4 separate regions of the Homo sapiens genome follow, and all the other regions are linked to region 3. The links are chromatin contacts, found by Hi-C or POLR2A ChIA-PET in ENCODE. All regions are on one chromosome and are shown on one strand. The core of a region is the stretch at or near the end of the contact, and the rest is flanking DNA. Distances in the headings are between cores, read along the strand shown.

Region 1 (4,108 bases), core at 1,590-4,089, 350 kb before region 3:
ACCTCAGGTGATCTGCCTGCCTCGACCTCCCGAAGTGCTGGGATTACAGGTGTGAGCCACCAAGCCTGGCACCGTGTTTAATTTTCGAGGACCTGCCGGACTGTCTTCCGCAGCAGCGGCGCTGTTCTGCACTCCTACCACAACGTGCCATGGCTCCGGTCTTTCCCGCATGGAAGCTGTCGTGTTATTTGCCCGCTCCTCCCCTTGTGGAGGCTGCCACATCGTTCTCTGTGTCTTTGACAGCAGGCCATCCTAAGGCGCATGGGGTGGTGTCCTGGAGCTTTCATTGGCATTTCCCTCCCTGGCCCTGTGCACTGCACTTTCAAATCCTGGGCCTGGTCATTGAGAGGATGCCGGGCCCGTGGTGGGGCAAACGGGAGTGTGTGGCCCCCAGGCTGGAGCTGTTGGCGCAGCCTCTGGCACAGGCACTGCCCCCATGACGGCATCCCCACCCCCAGGTTCTACGCGGCCGAGATCTGCATCGCCCTCAACTTCCTGCACGAGAGGGGGATCATCTACAGGGACCTGAAGCTGGACAACGTCCTCCTGGATGCGGACGGGCACATCAAGCTCACAGACTACGGCATGTGCAAGGTGCGTGCCTTGGACCGCCTCCCCTGACCATCCCGCATGTGCGTCTCGGGGCGCCTGTCCCGCGGGGTAGTGTCTACAAGAACCCTCTCCCAGTAACTTTGCCCCCACAGGAAGGCCTGGGCCCTGGTGACACAACGAGCACTTTCTGCGGAACCCCGAATTACATCGCCCCCGAAATCCTGCGGGGAGAGGAGTACGGTGAGTGCCGCTGCCCTGGCCCCTCTCGGAGCACACAGGGCCAGAGATGGCTTCGGGCCTGGCCCAGCAGCCAGGGAGAGGTGTCCTTGACCATCTTACACCCAAAAGCCACACACTGTCTTTCCCAGCCGGATGTCATCATCTGGCCTCAGCCCCTTATTTGAATTCTGGAAAACCTCCCATGTCCACTTGAGCAGCTCCTTGGGGAGGGCACTGCACAGGATTCCTCCTGCCAGGGAGCCCCGGGGCACAGGGAGGGGAAAGACACAGAAAGCGGGGGTGGGACAGGGTGCAGCACCTGAGTCCCCGTGCTGCACGAGTGGCTGGGGGAGAAGCTGTTGTCTGGGGAGCCCCAGGGGGTGCAGGAGCGTGTGGACAGGACCCCACAGGCCCTGCGGCTGAGGACGCCGTGCACACCAGAGTGTTTCTGCTCCTCTCCCCTCTCTGGGCGTGAAACGGGGACATGGGCACGCGTGTGCAGCCGTGTGTGCGTGTGTGAAACGGGGACGTGGGCACGCGTGTGCAGCCGTGTGTGCGTGTGTGAAACGGGGATGTGGGCACGCGTGTGCAGCCGTGTGTGCGTGTGTGAAACGGGGACGTGGGCACGCGTGTGCAGCCCTGTGTGCGTGTGTGCCGTTGGGCTGAGTGTTCGTGTGTCGGGCATCCATGTGTGTTGTGTGCACATGCATACTGTGTTTGTACACACTCCACCCACTTCTGCATCCTGGTGTTTTCAATGAGGCATGCATGGTGTGCCTTCAGACATTTTTACACATTTTTTTTGCCATCAGAATGGGTGTGGGGCAGGCAGGGCGGGCAGGTCACTCGCCGCTGGGATAACTGGGCTCCCCAGCGGCCACAATGGAAGTCTCAGTAGCCAGAGAAGGACAGACAGCAGATTGGAGGACTGGAATATAGTCTAGAACCCAGCTTGGGATGGGGATTCCGTGTGGGACAGCGGCAGCGTCTCACCTCAGCAGGGACCAGGGGGACTTCCGGGGACGCAGAGACAGCTGCTGTCCTTGGGCAAAACGGGTCAGGGTCTCCCACCCCTCATTCGCTGGAACACATTCCCAACAGGTTGACTACTTGAACCTTTTTAAAAAACAAAATGGCTGTAGAAGGAAACACAGGAGAGTATTTCCGTTACTGCAGCGAAAGGGCTTCTTCAAGCTTAGTTCTGTAGAAGCAGAAACGAGAGAGGAGGGTCGTCCGCAGGTTCCACCAGTGCCTCGTGCCGGTGTGGTCACAGGTGCCCTGGCAGGACCGACAGCCCAGAGGCAGCCTGGGAGACCTCCGTAGTGTCAGGGACGGTGGCAGGGAGGCCGAGCTGCCAGGTGGAGGTGCTGGTTCTGTTTGGGAAGTGGAAGTCACAGAGGCCTGTGTGCCGCCTGCTCAAGCCTGGCTCACACTCGTGTCAACTGGGCATGAAAACCAACGCCAGCCAGGTTCGTCCTGCTGCCGGCCCATGTGGCCCCACTCGGTGATGGCTGTGTGCTCTCCCCCAGGGTTCAGCGTGGACTGGTGGGCGCTGGGAGTCCTCATGTTTGAGATGATGGCCGGGCGCTCCCCGTTCGACATCATCACCGACAACCCGGACATGAACACAGAGGACTACCTTTTCCAAGGTGCGTGCCCCGCTGTGCGTTCGTACCCCTCACCTGCACGACTGTCTTCCTTCCTTTTCAAAGGTGCAGGTGGAGGGGTCCCGCGGGTGCCTGGAGCGGCAGTGCCATGCAAAGCGTACCGGGAACCATTCCTCCTGGCCAGACCCTGTGTCACATGCCACTCCCCGGGCCGTGGGGTGGGGTTACCACACCTGTGGGTCAGCAGGAAAGAGAACCTGTCCCCATTCAGCTCCAACTCCCTCCTGCCCTGGCCAGCAGCACATGCTGGAGCCCCAGCATGTCCTTGACCGAGGCTGTACCGAGCTGAAAGCACAGCCCCCACCCCCAAAACCCACAGCCACCATCATGGGCTCCTTCCCACCTGGAGGCCCCGGGACCTGCTCCTGGTCTGGAATTCAGTGCTGTGGGGATGTGGGATCTGGGAACGCGGCTGTCTCCGCGGTGCCCTCTGGTGGCCAGCCTGCAGAGGCACCCGTGTACCTGCGATCTTGGGGCTGAGGAAGGGGAGCTGCTGGTTCACGTCCGATCCTACGACACGTGCCAGCGCATGTAACCAGGAGGCCCAGGGAGGACCCGGCGGGACTCCGGGTTATAGATATTGCTGGGCTGTAGGAAGGGAGGGGCTCCGGGGCCCCAAGGCTGAGCTCCCAAAGCTCTTGCTCAGAGTCAGAGTCTGGGCGGCACTGGGCAAATGGCACACAACACAGGCAAGTCCTCACCAGGCTCCGCCCTTGCAGTGATCCTGGAGAAGCCCATCCGGATCCCCCGGTTCCTGTCCGTCAAAGCCTCCCATGTTTTAAAAGGATTTTTAAATAAGGTACGTTTCTGGCCATGCTGACAAAATCTCGTTTGTGGCCTCGGTGTTGGTGGGCAGAGGGCCAGGCACGGCTGTTGGCCATTTTTTCATGTCGGCTGCTGTGTATCGGGTGTGTGGGTTGATTTTCCGCTTCAGTATTTGAGCTCTGTGTTCTGTGAATCGTCCGTTTTTACTCACACCTAACAAAATGAGAATGTGTGCCCAAGGAAAATGGAACGGAGCTTAACGTACGGGGAAGGAACTTTCAATAAAGGAAACATCTGATTTCCACCACCTGGGTCAGAGCATCGGGGGAGGGCTTGTCAGCACTGGGAGTGGCCACCAAGGAGAGGGGGTCATGGGGCTTCCGGGATGGGGCTGACTTGTCCTTGTTTGAACTCTGACCTCCAGGACCCCAAAGAGAGGCTCGGCTGCCGGCCACAGACTGGATTTTCTGACATCAAGTCCCACGCGTTCTTCCGCAGCATAGACTGGGACTTGGTAAAGCATCACAAAGCCTATTTGCACCCCCATCCCCATCCCAACCCCAAATCTACCCAACCCCCATCCCAACCCCAACCCCAATATTCACCCAACCCCCACCCCACCCCATCCGAACCCCAATATCCATCCCAACCCCAAATTCATCCAACCCTCACCCCACCACCAACCCAACCCCCAGCCCAACTCCCACCCCAACCCCCAACTCAACCCCCACCCCAATATCCACCCAACCCCACTCCAACCCCTACACCCCCAACCCCTCCAACCCCTATAATCTGGTGGACAGAGCCGGGGCTGTGTGGGCCGGGTGGGCTGTGTGAGCTCGCGCACCGCCGGGCTGGTCTTTGACATGGCCCCACTTGCGTGGAGCCAAGGCTCCTGTCTCCCA
Region 2 (4,251 bases), core at 394-2,893, 270 kb before region 3:
GAAGGCTCTGGGTCCTTCTGGATGCCCATCCTGGCTGTGTGGACCACGGCGGCAAGGGCCACGTGCCTGGTCGTCAGGCCACGGATGCTTGTCCGGAGCTGCCTCATGTGGCTCTTGCACAGAAGGCACCATTCTAGACATTCCAGGTGGGCTCCAGTGACCATGAGGGGCTGGGGTTGGCACTGGCGCTGCTCCTCTGAGGTGTTGGACCCACGTGGGAGCTGCTTGTTCCCCTCCAGACACTGATTGTGAAGAATCTGGAAGGTCCACGCTAGAGGAGGCCACGACCTGCTGGTGCGCCTGCAAGAGTGCTGGCCCAACTGGTCTCCATGCGTGGTGCCCGTTGGAGGGGGTGGGAGGGCTCGGCTCTGCTCTCCCCCCGTGGGTCTTCGTGTCACAGGGTGCTTGGGGGACTCTGCTGCACTGAGATCTCCAGCGTGACATGTCCCCGTCCCAAACAGCCCTGAAATGGCAATGCCTCATCCTAGGATTACCGTCCCTTCCCGAAGGCTTGAGGTCCTACTTAGATGTCTACTGGACTGCTTTTTATTTTAATTTACTTGATACTCAGTCTGGGTGCGTTGAAGACGCGGCCTCTGGCTGTCAGCCTGTCCTTGTGTGCAGTGACCGGTCTACCTGTCTGGCCTTGTGCCTAGACTTGTGGCCGTCACCACTATCTCTGGGGAGGGGTGAAGTGGACTGGGAGGTAGGAGCCGAATTGGAGTCTTCTCTTTGTTCCTGAAGTTATCACAGTCTTGGCCAGACTGTGGTCACTGCGTGCGTGTGTGTGTGTGTGTGATGCGCAGGGCATTTGCTGGTGGAATAGCACGGGCCATTGGCATTTGCACCTGAGGCGTGCAGCCCCCCTGCTGCACACCTATGGGGTCCCTGCGGTCAGGTGAGCTCTGGGGGGTTTCTGAGGGTGGAGACAGCCACAACAACACTTCTTTCCTCCAAATGCCTGTGCTGTGCACTTGGGTGCAGGTGGCTTTTAGGGGACATGGCTGGGCACTGCCCCACAGTGTCACCTCTGTGTCCTGTGGTGCGTGCTGTGGACTGGCACCACACCCCACGTGCTTGTTAGGCCAGTTTCTCTCAGGTGTCGGTCACCCTACCATGCGGCCTTTCTTTTGTCTTTTATCTTTAGCTAAGGAGTCCATGGCATACCAAAAGCTGAATGATGACAGCCAGTGTCCCCATCCTGTCCTCCCCAACTTTCCACAGGCAGGGACGCTCCCCATTCTTGCTGCATAGTCTTCTGTTGACCCCATGTACCTGAGTGACCCCCACGTACCTGAGTGTGACAAGCACTATGGTGCTTGACCTCAGTCCAGCTGCTTAGACCTGTACCTGCCACAGCCCCACGTGCTGACACCTTGCGTCTTGAGTTTTGATAAATCTATCCTTTGGCTGATTAATATGACTGAGTGGTGTCTTCTGACCCCATTTCTTATCTGGAACACTGTGTCCTGACTTCATTTCCTGTCTGGAGCACACTGTCCTGACCTCATTTCCTGTCTGGAACACACTGTGTCCTGACCTCATTTCCTGCCTGGAGCTCTCTGTGTCCTGACCTCATTTCCTGTCTGTGCCGCTCTGTCCTGACCTCATTTTCTGTCTGTGCCACCCTTTGTCCTGACCTCATTTCCTGTCTGGAACATGCTGTGTCCTAACTGCATTTCCTGTCTGGAGCTCTCTCTGTCCTGACCTCATTTCCTGTCTGGATCTCTCTATGTCCTGACCTCATTTCCTGTCTGGAACATGCTGTATCCTGATATCATTTCCTGTCTGTGCCACTTTGTCCGGACCTCATTTTCTGTCTGGAGCACTCTGTATCCTGACCTCATTTCCTGTTTGTGCCACCCTTTGTCCTGACCTCATTTCCTGTCTGGAACATGCTGTGTCCGGATTGCATTTCCTCTCTGGAGCTCTCTCTGTCCTGACCTCATTTCCTGTCTGGAGCCAGTGACCTCATTTCCTGTCTGTGTCACTCTGTCCTGACCTCATTTCCTGTCTGTGCCACTCTTTGTCCTGACCTCATTTCCTGTATGCAACACACTGTGCCCGGACTGCATTTCCTGTCTGGAGCTCTCTCTGTCCTGATCTCATTTCCTGTCAGGAGCACTCTGTGTACTGACCTCATTTCCTGTCTGTGCCACTCTTGTGTCCTGACCTCTTTTCCAGTCTGTGCCACTCTGTGTCCTGACCTCATTTCTTATCTGTGCCACTCTGTGTCCTGACCTCATTTCCTGTCTGGAGCACTCTGTCCTGACCTCATTTCCTGTCTTGTGTCCTGACCTCATTTCCTGTCTGGAGCTCTCTGTGTCCTTACCTCATTTCCTGTCTGTGCTGCTTTCTGTCTTGGAGTTGCGTGCCTGACCTCATTTCCTCTCCACTGTGTGTTCCTGGAGTTAGGCATCATCTTGGTTTTTACTCCCTTGCTTGGTTTTCTCAGGATCTCTGGCTGCTCCGTCCTTGCTCCAGCGTTCTTCTCTGCCCCCTCCCTCTGTGGTCCAGAGGCCGATGGCCAGCTGGCCCTCACCTGCCCGCCCTGGGTATTTCTGTGCTCTTCCTGGTGAGGGATTCTAGGGGTTCCCCTCCTGGGTTCATCCTTACCTGAGTAGCCACAGCACACTGTGCAGTTGGGTGCCTGGGAGGCACGTGCTTTGGGTGTTGCATGGCTGACCTGGTAACTGGGCACCCGTGTATGGAGGGCTGGAACAGAACACTTGTCGGCGCTCCTCAGCGTCTTGCCTCTGGTGTCCCCATGGCGAAGTCCCCTGCCATCTGCTTTGGGCTCTGACATGTGACCTGACTGTGCCCTTCAGGAGCTTTCAGAACCTCCTCTTAGATCTGGCATTCAAAATGTCTTGTCAGACACCTCGAGGCGGCTTGTGTTTGGCCCTGTGTTGGGCGCCTATTGGGCCCTTGTCAGGTTTTTGTTGCCAGGAGGCTCGCGCCCCGATCTTCGGGATGGTGCCCGTGGCATCTTCTGCTCGGTGCTCCCTAGGGCTGGACGTTGGTCCTCCTGGCACTGGTGCTCCGGTTGCTGTGGTCTCCCTGCTGTTCCCTTGTGGCTCAGGATTACTCTCTGGAGGTCTCCGCCTTATCATGAGCACTTTCTTTGTTGGCTACTTTTAGTTTCATGATTTCATTTTCGTTTCTAAGATATCTATCTCTTTGTAAAAGCTCCCACCTTTTGTGACTTGTGGATGCTGTATCTTTCTCCTGTTGCTGCAGACATTAATGATGTTTTTCTTGACAGTTTGTCCTGCTGGTTTCCTCTGCATTCCTTTGGTTGGTTTCAGACCTCGGCTTTAAAGGGGCATTTCCCCACATTGCCAATTCTTGACCATCTGGTCACGTCAAGGCTGACGTGCCAATGGCTGCAAGGGGGAGGGCACCTGGGAGCCCGCGGATGGCTCTTATGCAGACGTGCGGGCCAGCCCCGATCCTGCTTCTGCAAGGCCTCCCCTCCCATGGTGGCGCTTTGGTGCCAGAGCGCGTCGGCGTGGCTCCCTAGCGTCTGCCTCTGCAGCTGCTTGGCCCCCAGCCGCCTCCTCCCAGCTGCCTCCTGCCCTATGTGTGCTTGAGCTCGAGACAATGCTTCCTTCATCCAAGAGCCGGGCTCTCGGCGATTTTTGAGAGGAGAATGGGGTTGAAGCGATGTTGCTCTTCCGTCTTAAAACTGGATTTCTTTCCTCATGCTTTTGAATTATTATATCTTCTTGACATGTTTCTCTGGATTTGCAAAAGATTTTTATATTTTATATATTTATTTATTTACTTATTTATTTATTTTTGAGGTGGAACTTTGCTCTTGTTGCCCAGGCTGGAGTGCAATGGTGTGATCTGGGCTCACTGCAGCCTCCGCCTCCTGAGTTCAAGCAATTCTCCTACCTTAGCCTGCTGAGTAGCTGGGATTACAGGCATGTGCCACCATGCCTGGCTAATTTTGTAGTTTTAGTAGAGATGGGGTTTCTCCATGTTGGTTAGGTTGGTCTCGAACTCCCGACCTCAGGTGATCTGCCCGCCTCAGCCTCCCAAAGTGCTGGGATTACAGGCTTGATCCACTGTGCCCAGCCTGCACAACATTTTAAGTAAATGTTGACATTTTAAGCATTGAGCAAGGAAGAGTGTGAAGAGGTACTTTATAAAGGGAAATATGGCAATACTGATTATTTGCGACTTTAACCAGAAGTAATCTTTGGACAGCCAGATGTTATTGTCTTGGAATGTGGTGTTTTATCT
Region 3 (4,556 bases), core at 379-2,878:
ATCAGCGGTCCCTAAAGATGCTACTCACACGTTCTCATACCTGGCACCAGGCCACACCCCCTAAGAAGCATTGCCTCCCATAAGCTCACTGAAAGGTGGGAGCCAGGACCTATAGCTACTTCCATTCTCATCGCCCCCCACTTCCCTAGAGGACACCCTTCCCTGGCTGGACATCTCAGAGAGATGATGACACCAACAACCCCGAGGACACCACAGCAGCAAACATGTCAGATGCACCAGGAGCACACAGCTCAGAGGGAATGGCCTGGGTCTCTCTGAGTCCCAGCTTTTCCAGGGAGGTGGGAAGCAGTCAGCGGCAGGCCCATTCATCCCAGTATTTACTGGGCGGCAAAGACAGGTTGGGCATCCTTTTCGGGGGCTGGGGCTACAAGACACACCGCTGCTCTTGTGGGATTCACACACAAGCAGACTCAGCCTACGACCGAGATGAGTGCTAAGAGGGAGAGGTATGTGAAGCCGCAGCGGCTATTCAAGGGGGGTTTCTCCAGGTGAAGCTGCCCCCAGGAAGCCCTCATGCCTGAAACATGGGCAGAGTAGGAGAGCAGGGAGTGGCTGGTTCAAATCCTGGTTCTGCCACTTTCTAGCCCGATGACCCTGGGCAAATTAGTTCACCTTTCTGGGGCTTGGTATCCTCATCTGCGAAAAGGGAGTAATTCGCGTTCCTCCCCTAGAGGTGGCTGGGAGGTGTCCGGGAGTCAGGAGCGTGGGAAAAAGGTCTAGAACAGAGCCTGGCCCGCCGTCATTACTGAGAGCACAGCCATCAGGCAGGAGGGTCTGCAGCGGACCCTGGAGAGGCCAGGGCAGAAGTGCAGGCCGCCTTAAAGGCCACGGAAGGCACGGGTGGCTTTTAAACCAGAGGCACGAGTTCCCAGGTCCCACGTCCACGGCCGCCTGAACTCACGCCCGGCGTCCACTCTCCAGAGAGCGGGGCCTGTGCACGGACTGTCCGGCCCGCGGGCCACAGCTGGCCACGCCGCGGGAACGCGCGGCCTTTTCGGGGCCACTCTGCCAAGGGCTTCCCGCCGAGCTCGTCCTCGTCTCGACCAGAACTAAGGACCCCAAATCTCAGGCCAGCCACCAGCCAAGCGGCGGAGCCGGGGCGCCCAGATGCCGATGTGGCCGAAGACATAAAATTCCGCCGACCCTCCCACCTCGCGGCGGGTAACGCTGGACCCCGGCCCCCAGCCACCCAGGACGGCCGCGCGAACTACCAGGCCCGGCAGGCCCCGCTCTGGTCCCTGCGGCGCCTGCCGGTAGCTGTAGTCCGGCCGTCGCCCCGAGCCCGCGCATCAGCGACCCTGCGGACTACAAGGCCCGTGAGGCTGTGCGCGGGCCCGCGGACTACAAGGCCCGTGAGGCTGTGCGCGAGGCCCGCGCCCCCGCCCTTCGTCCTTCCCGCCGCCCCCGCTCGCCGGCCCACCGCCGGCGCCCCGCCCGCCCCCGCAGCCCGCGCCCGGCGCCCGGCCTGCGGCTACCTATGTCGATGGCGAAGCGCTTGGCGTTCTCCAGGTTGCGGAAGATCTCGTCGGGGGGCAGCGTGATGCTCTTGTCCAGACTGTCCCCGCTGCTCCCGCTGCCGCTCGCTCCACACTCCGCCATTTTGAAAGTGCCCGGCCAGCTCATCAGCCATGGAGATATATGCGCATATATTTGACTGCCAAACGCCCCCTCGCATAGATTATGTTAATGAGGCGCCGGCCCCGCCCCTTCCCTCCCCCACCCCCGGCCTCTGAGGTCTCGGCCGCTACAGGGCGAGCTAGGGCCAGTGCTGGGCAGGGGTCCGAGAGGCCCGGGGCTGCGGGCGGGCGGGCGGTTATCCTCCAGAGATCGCGCATCAGCACAGAACATCTGGACTGATGTTCTTTTACCGCGCTGTCCACAGGCTTAACTCAAGTGCTCTGAGCCCTGCTGAGGGAGGCCGCAGAGGCCGCCCACCTGCTTCTAAGGGGGCACGTGGGTCTGCAGACTGTCAGAGAGCCCTGCCCTTCAGCGAGTGCCTGCTGTAAGCTTGGCCCTGCACGCCAGGGCGAATGTGATGCGCTCTTTGCTAGGGTGACTCAATCCTGGCTTCCCAGGGGCGTGGGACTTTCAATGTTAAAAGTCCCATGCAAACCAGAGGAGTGGGGAACCCTGCCCCACCTGGGAGGAGCCCCAGCCTGGCATGCACCTGCGGGTAGGGAAGATGTGTGCTGTAATGGCGATCCGTGGAAAGTGCTGTGGTCGGGGGAAGCCAGGCAGGCTGCCTGTGGGCAAGACAGGTGCCTGGGAGGCTGCAGGAACAAGCCTTGGAAGCAGCTGGAGCCAGGACAGGGGTATAGGTGGGGCAGGCCAGGGTTCCAGGGTGAGTGGCTGGGAAGCCCTGCTGGCATGAAGAGATGCGTCTTCTCCAGAGGCTCTGGGCGCCTTGGGAAAAAGCCCAGTGTTGGAAGCAGACAGATCAGCCCCTCCCGGGTAACCCGGGGTCATTACTGCATGTCTCTGGCCCTCAGCCTCTGTCTGCACGTGGAGAATGCCACCAGCTGCCTGGCAGGGCTCCTGGGAGCACAGGCCTGTGGGGCGGCACAAACTCCAGGGATAATGCATCTGTGTGCGCAGGGCAAGCCTTCAGGGAGGAGGCATCCTTGCCTGTGTCTTCCAAGGGGGTGGGTGTGTGGCTCTGGAGGGGGAGCCTGCCCCAGGGAGGCCTGGGTGGAAGAGTGGAGCACACCCCAGGCGGCTTAGACCTCTGGCAGCTCAGACCCCTGGCAGCATGGTGTGCCATGGGCCAGGCTGGCAGGAGGTGCCCTCCATGAGGGGCGCCCACCTGTGTGCCCACTGAACATGCGGGAAACATGCAGGTGAATGGGGGCCTTCCCTGTCCTCTGCCCACCATACCCCGGGGCTCGGTAGGGACCACTGGCAGGCACTGGGTTGGTCTGGTGGGGGGACCCTGTCTAGACTGCCTGTGGAGTAGCCAGAAAGGGGCTGAAGGCTGAGCGGAGCGAGAGGGGCTGAGCAGGAAGGAGCAGGCAGGGCAGGCCCACACACGGGGCTACCATTCAGCGGGGGTGGGAATGCGGCCCACTCCGGCCCAATCCTTGCTGGATGGATTTTGCCCCTTGGGAGCTGGTCCCTGGGAGCCACAGGCCTCAGTTCTTGCAGACTCAGCCAACACCCTGTGGCCTGCCTAAAAATACATGCCCTTTCTGAGGCAAGGGATGGCCCCGTGCAGGCTCCTGCCAGGACTGCCAGATCCTGCCTTGGCACGGTGGCCAGCGGGCAGGTGTCCCCGGAGCCCATGCCAGGACTGGCGCTGCAGGCCGTGGGAGTGTGCAGCAGCAACTCGGGGCAAATGTTTTCTCCTGTTTGGCCCAGGGCCAAGCCCCTTTGGCTGTAGCAACAGATCTACTGCGGGCTGTGGCCCTGGGTCGCCTCTCAGTGGACACAGCCTAAGGTCCTGCGCTGTCACCTTGCCCCACCCCTACCTTCCGGAAGCTAGTGAAAGGCCTGGGCGGGGGGAGACCCAGGGCTCCGACCATGTCCACCCCTCCAGCCCACCTCCCCCTGCCCCTGCCCCTCACCTGCTTTCCCTCCATCCCTCCCTCCCCCTGTTCTTCCGGAGCAAGGACCCCACCCTTCTTCCGGGGTCCAGGGGGCCACTGGCAGGGGTCCCTCCCTGCTTAACTGCTACCATGGCCCTGCCCATTCCCCTTCACCCCTGCAGACCCGCTCCATGGCTGCCAAGGACAGGCGTGAGGCACAGCAGACGACACTGTGTTGGGGGCTGAACAATCAGATTTTATTATGGCGGCTTCGGAGCAGTCCCGTGGCTTCCACGTGACTGAGAGTTCAATTTCTGAGTACAAAGTCGTGCCCACACGCATCCACCCACACAGAGGAATCCTTTAAGGATCATAGTGGAGGCACCCACCCTCCCCAGACAGCCCACCGTGAGCCCCAGCCAGACCACCAGGCACACTCAGGAGCCTTTTGGCCATGGCCCTCAGGGTCCTGGACGCCCGTCCGGGGTGATCACTGTTTCCTATGAGGATACAGCTCGAGTTCGGCCTTCACAAAAGGCAAATGTGCCCGCGGCACAGCCCGCCTGCCAGGGGTACGCCCAGCAGCTACGGGCCCTGAAGAAAGTCCTCTACAGGCTGGGGGCAGCAGTGTGCGAGCCCCGGCACTACAAATATCATAGAACCCCGGGCGGCCGGGGACTTCCCAGAAGTCACTTGCTTAAATGCAAACACAGAACAACCCCATGGGGTCAGACACTTGGCAGAAGATGGGCCCTGATTGTCCTAAAACGGCAGGGACTCTGCACACACATTCTCTGAGAATGGGGCTCCTGCGGGCCGGCCAGCTTGGGGCCAGAGCCTTCCGGAGAAGGGCGCGTCCAAGCCCGGGGCGGACGACGGCGGGAAGGCGCTTCCCTACAGGCGAGAGGAGCAGGCTCGCCCTCTGGTCGTCGGGCCGCGCGCCCGCAGGTCCCGCCGGGTCACCAGGGCCGCCAGAGGCCGCAGGCGGGCTGGTGCGCGGCGGCGGCGGCGGCG
Region 4 (4,156 bases), core at 736-3,235, 390 kb before region 3:
TCTTGGGGCTAACACAGGTGAGGATGCAGGACAAGCTCCTGAGTGACTGAAGAGGGGTGTGGTGGGAACTAGGCTCCAGGAGATGAGCAGGTCAGCACTAGGAAGACCTGGACATTGCCTGGAGAGCCCAGAGGACTTCCTGGAGGAGGAGGCATCTGATCATACTGCCTGGGAGGTCAGTGCAGAGGAGATGCCAGGAGCACCGAGGATGTGGCAGGCACGGGAGAGTCCAGCCAGTGTCTGGGAGGCCCTGAGGACGAGGTTGGGGACACCAGGAAATGGGGAGCCTAGGCGGCTGTGTGCTTAGGGCAGGTGGGTGTGGGTGAACAGGCAGTTTGGCTCAGGCTGGGACTCAGGAGAGTGTGGCTGGAGGTGGCCACATTGGGAATATCTGTGGAGTATGGTGCCAGGGAGTGTTGCAGCACAGAGATCCCGTCCGCACCCCAGCCCACCCTGGCCGCCTTTTCTGAGGACACACGTTGTGAGTCTTCTGGGGCTGCAGAACACAGCACCACTAACTGGCAGCTTAAACAATGGAAACTTGCTCTCCGGCAGTCTGGGGCTGGAAGTCCAAAACGAAGGTGTCTTTATGAGTCAGGGTTCTCCAGAGGGATGGTACCAATGGGATGCATGTACATGAAAGGGAGTTGATTAGGGAGAACTGGCCCTCGGGCGCACAAGACGAAGTCTTACGATAGGCCAGCTGCAGGCTGGGGAAGAAAGAAGCCAGCAGTGGCTCACTCCGAGTCCAAAAGCCTCAGAAGCAGGGAAGCCGACAGTGCAGCCTTCAGCCTCTGCCAGAGGCTCCAGAGCCCCCGGCAAACCACTAATAAGTCCCGGAGTCTAAAGGCCCAAGAACCTGGAATCTGATGTCCCAGGGTAGGACGAGTGGCAGGAAGCATCCAGCATGGGAGAAAGATGAAAGCCAGAAGACCCAGGAAAACTGCTTCTCCCACCTGCTTCCGCCTGCTTTGCCCCAGCCGCACTGGCAGCTGATTGGACGCCACCGCCCACCCACATTGAGGGTGGGTCTTGCCCTCCCAGTCCACTGACTCAAATACCAGTCTCAGGGCAGCGCCCTCATAGACACACCCAGATGCAATACTTCACCAGTTCTCTAGGCATCCTTCAACCCAGTCAAGTCGGCGCCTGGTGTGACCCATTACAGTGCCGCAGGGCTGCGCCCTCCTTCCCCCGCAGCCACTGGTAGCTGCGGGCAGCCTTGTTCCTGTGCTGGCAGAGGAACCACTCACCTCTGTTTCCGTCTCCACATGGCCTCCTCTGTATCTGTCTCTTCTGTCATTCTGCATGACGGATTAGCCCAGAGTGAACCCTACCCACCCAGTGACATGGGCCAGGGCTCCGGGCAGCACAGGGTGTGGCCTCTCACTGTGCAGCTTTGAGGAGAAAAGTCCATTCTGCCGATGGCAGGTGCAGACCATAAGTGACCCTCCCCCTCCCCACCACCACCAGTGAGCAAAAGCTTTTCCTTTCCTTCCTGCAGACACTGGAGGAAAGGGTGGCAGGTGGACCCACCACAGCCCCGCTCTGCTGTGGAGGTACAGCCCTTCTGGGCGTGTGAACGAGCCAGTTTCACAAACACAGAGGCCAAGGCGAGAGTGGCCCGAAAGCCTGCAACCTGACTGCTCAGGGAGGGCGGCTGCCCTGCAGTTCAGCCTGTCCGATTCCCGCCTAATTGTGCCCGGGCTCTGATCTCGCCACCTGCTCGTAACGTTCTCTGTCCGGACCTCAGAGCCGCTCCATGTAGTGCTCACTTCATGTTAATTGCAGGACCACTCAGATCACCTCTGCTGTCACTTAAAAGGGGCATTTCAGGAGGAAAGCACTTGGTTTTGTGTGAATCAGTAAGACTTAAAGGGGAACAAGCACCCAGGAGAAGAGAGACTTTTCCGTCCTCTTTGTTGGTGAAGCGAGGATGAAAGAGTGGGCATCCGTCGCTGGGGACTGGGCTCCCCGCCCAGCTCTTTCTGTGCACTTGAAAGCACTGCCCTTGGACTTTGAGAAGGAAGCGTTCAGTGGGGGAGCCAAAGGGAGAGAGCCAGCGAGGTTCTGAAGAAGGAGGTGAGGAGGGGCTGCCTCCTCCATGAAGGATGGTGCCGGGGGTGGCAGGGAAGCCCACTCAGTGGAACAGAACTGCTGGGTCAGAGCTGGCCCAGGGCTGAGCACTTCTTGCAGAGGAGGGAAGGGATCCTCCAGTAAATCCTGAGGAGGTGATTGGTTAATTATCAGCCCAGGAATGGGGGGTGAGGTGGGTAGGAATCCAGGCTGCTGGCTCCCATCACAGTAAACGGCAGGTGGATTGAGGTTAAAAAAAAATCACAGGGCCCGGCGCAGTGGCTCACGCCTGTAATCCCAGCACTTTGGGAGGCCGAGATGGGTGATCGCTTGAGGCCAGGAGTTCAAGATCCATCTGGCCAACATGGTGAAACCCATCTGTACTAAAAATACAAAAATTAGCCAGGCGTGGTGGCACGTGCCTGTAATCCCAGCTACTCAGGAGTCTGAGGCAGGAGAATCACTTGAACCCAGGAGGCGGGGGTTGCGGTGAGCTGAGATTGTGCCACTGGGCGACAGAGTGAGACTCCGTCTCAAATAAATAAAAAGAAGAAACCTAGAAGCTGTGCAGATCTCTGGAGAAAAACCGGGCAGTGAGGACCAGAGGGTCTTTAGACTCAGCCACACAGAATTTTCAGATTTTTTCAGTTTCCAAATTAAATGCAAAAAACATACAGGAAAGGGGTTTGTAGCACGTAAAACCCAGAAGAGATCCAGACATCTCACACTTAGAATTGAAGAGCTCCTACACAAAGGCTTTTGGTAAATGCTGGGACCGAGAAGCTGAGAACCGGTGTGAATGGTTAATGAAGTAAGACTGTAATTGTTTAGAGATGAGGACAGCATGACCTCCACAGGTGATCAGGGAAACACAAGACATTTTCTCTGTCAACATCAAAGATGTTAAAAGTAATTAAAGCCGGCCGGGCGTGGTGGCTCACGCCTGTAATTCCAGCACTTTGGGAGGCCGAGGTGGGTGGATCACGAGGTCAGCAGTTCAAGACCAGCCTGGCCAAGTTGGTGAAACCCCGTGTCTACTAAAAATACAAAAAAAGTAGCCAGGCGTGGTGGTGGGTTCCTCTAATCCCAGCTACTCGGGAGGCTGAGGCAGAGAATTGCTTGAACCCGGGAGGCAGAGGTTGTAGTGAGCCGAGATGGCACCACTGCACTCCAGCCTGGGCGACAGAGCAGGACTCTGTCTCAAAACAACACAAAACAAAAACAAAACAACAAAAAAGTAATTAAAGCCCAGGGTTGCTGTCATGGGGTCTGCCAACCCTGGGGATGTGGGACAGGCATGGACCCTACTCTCTGGAAATCACGCAGAAATGTGCAGCGATGTTCCCATCCTGCCTCTCTTCAAAAGAAATCACCCGTCATTCGGAGGTTTGTGTATGGGGAAGATCAGCTCAGCATTATTTTTACAAGCAAGAGTGGGAATCGTGTCTGGAGTTAGCTACTCCCTTTGCTGTGAACAACCCACTCCACCACGTGGGGTATAAACCATGGTAGGGCCACGTCTCTGAGCTGTGGCTGCTGGAGAGCCCTCTGCTGGTGGCACATAGGGCACAAGTGCCGCAGGGACAGCTGGGTGGATGGCCCAAGACTTTGGCCTTTATCATGAGTGGACAGAGGAGTGACCACTTGGGTCCCTGGAGAAGAGGCTATAGAGAGTGAGGGTGGGGAAGGGAGATCAGAAGATGCCATCCATGAGCAGCAGTGCCTGTCAGATTTGGTCCAAGCAGTGCCCTCAGGTGGCTGGCAGAGGCCAATGCAATTCCTTTTCAAGCCAGCATCAAAGAATTCCTGATGATAAATAAATCAGGCATCTGAGCTCGCAATGGAAAACCACAAAACACAGTGGGAAGCAGGATATCCTGAGTCCAAGCTGGTAAAAGCCCAGACAGAGGCTCCAACCATCAGAATAGGTAAGGGTGTGACAGGTCTAAAACATGAAAATGGGCGATTGAAAATATGAGCAGGAGGCCGGGCGCGGTGGCTCACGCATGTAATCCCAGCACTTTGGGAGGCCGAGGCAGGCGGAGTGCCTGAGGTCAGGAGTTCGAGACCAGCCTGGTCA

The links. A loop is a pair of places that touch in the nucleus more often than their neighbours do. ChIA-PET counts read pairs that join two places held with the same protein, here RNA polymerase II (POLR2A). Pooled maps may share reads with other maps.
Region 1: a pooled map shows a loop between it and region 3 (2.3-fold over the local background). The contact joins the enhancer-like site here to the promoter of PANK4 in region 3. A Hi-C loop is called at or near these places in 2 of 168 maps with a recorded cell type or tissue (psoas muscle and sciatic nerve), 1 of 37 single-sample maps with no recorded cell type and 11 of 50 pooled maps. POLR2A ChIA-PET finds 5 or more read pairs at or near these places in 3 of 52 experiments (CD4-positive, alpha-beta T cell, MCF 10A and naive thymus-derived CD8-positive, alpha-beta T cell).
Region 2: a loop to region 3 is called in a pooled map, with 9 times the contacts of the local background. The contact joins the enhancer-like site here to the promoter of PANK4 in region 3. A Hi-C loop is called at or near these places in 7 of 50 pooled maps. POLR2A ChIA-PET finds 5 or more read pairs at or near these places in 3 of 52 experiments (CD4-positive, alpha-beta memory T cell, CD8-positive, alpha-beta T cell and activated naive CD4-positive, alpha-beta T cell).
Region 4: a pooled map shows a loop between it and region 3 (2.5-fold over the local background). The contact joins the enhancer-like site here to the promoter of PANK4 in region 3. A Hi-C loop is called at or near these places in 1 of 168 maps with a recorded cell type or tissue (naive thymus-derived CD4-positive, alpha-beta T cell), 1 of 37 single-sample maps with no recorded cell type and 16 of 50 pooled maps. POLR2A ChIA-PET finds 5 or more read pairs at or near these places in 1 of 52 experiments (BJ).

The regions. Positions count from the first base shown.
Region 1 is chr1:2,171,597-2,175,704 of GRCh38, forward strand. It overlaps PRKCZ (protein kinase C zeta), which reads left to right. Exons shown (of 18, transcript NM_002744.6): 12 at 459-594; 13 at 705-792; 14 at 2,301-2,420; 15 at 3,158-3,237; 16 at 3,628-3,717. Among named protein-coding and RNA genes, the nearest start is that of PRKCZ-AS1, 10 kb to the right of the region's middle. RefSeq lists a silencer at 2,250-2,416 and an enhancer at 3,970-4,108. Within about 2 kb of position 2,840, at least 7 of the 41 ENCODE cell types and tissues checked have a DNase peak (open chromatin) inside an H3K27ac peak, as active enhancers do.
Region 2 is chr1:2,253,953-2,258,203 of GRCh38, forward strand. All of the region lies in intron 1 of SKI (SKI proto-oncogene), which reads left to right. Among named protein-coding and RNA genes, the nearest start is that of SKI, 28 kb to the left of the region's middle. RefSeq lists enhancers at 1,598-2,797, 1,838-2,132, 2,800-3,397. Within about 2 kb of position 1,644, at least 21 of the 41 ENCODE cell types and tissues checked have a DNase peak (open chromatin) inside an H3K27ac peak, as active enhancers do; they include CD8-positive, alpha-beta T cell, where a contact is called at or near this core.
Region 3 is chr1:2,524,968-2,529,523 of GRCh38, forward strand. It overlaps PANK4 (pantothenate kinase 4 (inactive)), which reads right to left and starts at 1,629. Exons shown (of 19, transcript NM_018216.4): 1 at 1,497-1,629. The coding sequence starts at 1,620. HES5 (hes family bHLH transcription factor 5) reads right to left here. Exons shown (of 3, transcript NM_001010926.4): 3 at 3,778-4,556. The coding sequence ends at 4,502. RefSeq lists enhancers at 1,656-2,376, 3,098-3,818, 3,819-4,538.
Region 4 is chr1:2,136,311-2,140,466 of GRCh38, forward strand. All of the region lies in intron 5 of PRKCZ (protein kinase C zeta), which reads left to right. Among named protein-coding and RNA genes, the nearest start is that of PRKCZ-AS1, 45 kb to the right of the region's middle. RefSeq lists enhancers at 604-1,552, 3,648-4,156. Within about 2 kb of position 1,986, at least 6 of the 41 ENCODE cell types and tissues checked have a DNase peak (open chromatin) inside an H3K27ac peak, as active enhancers do.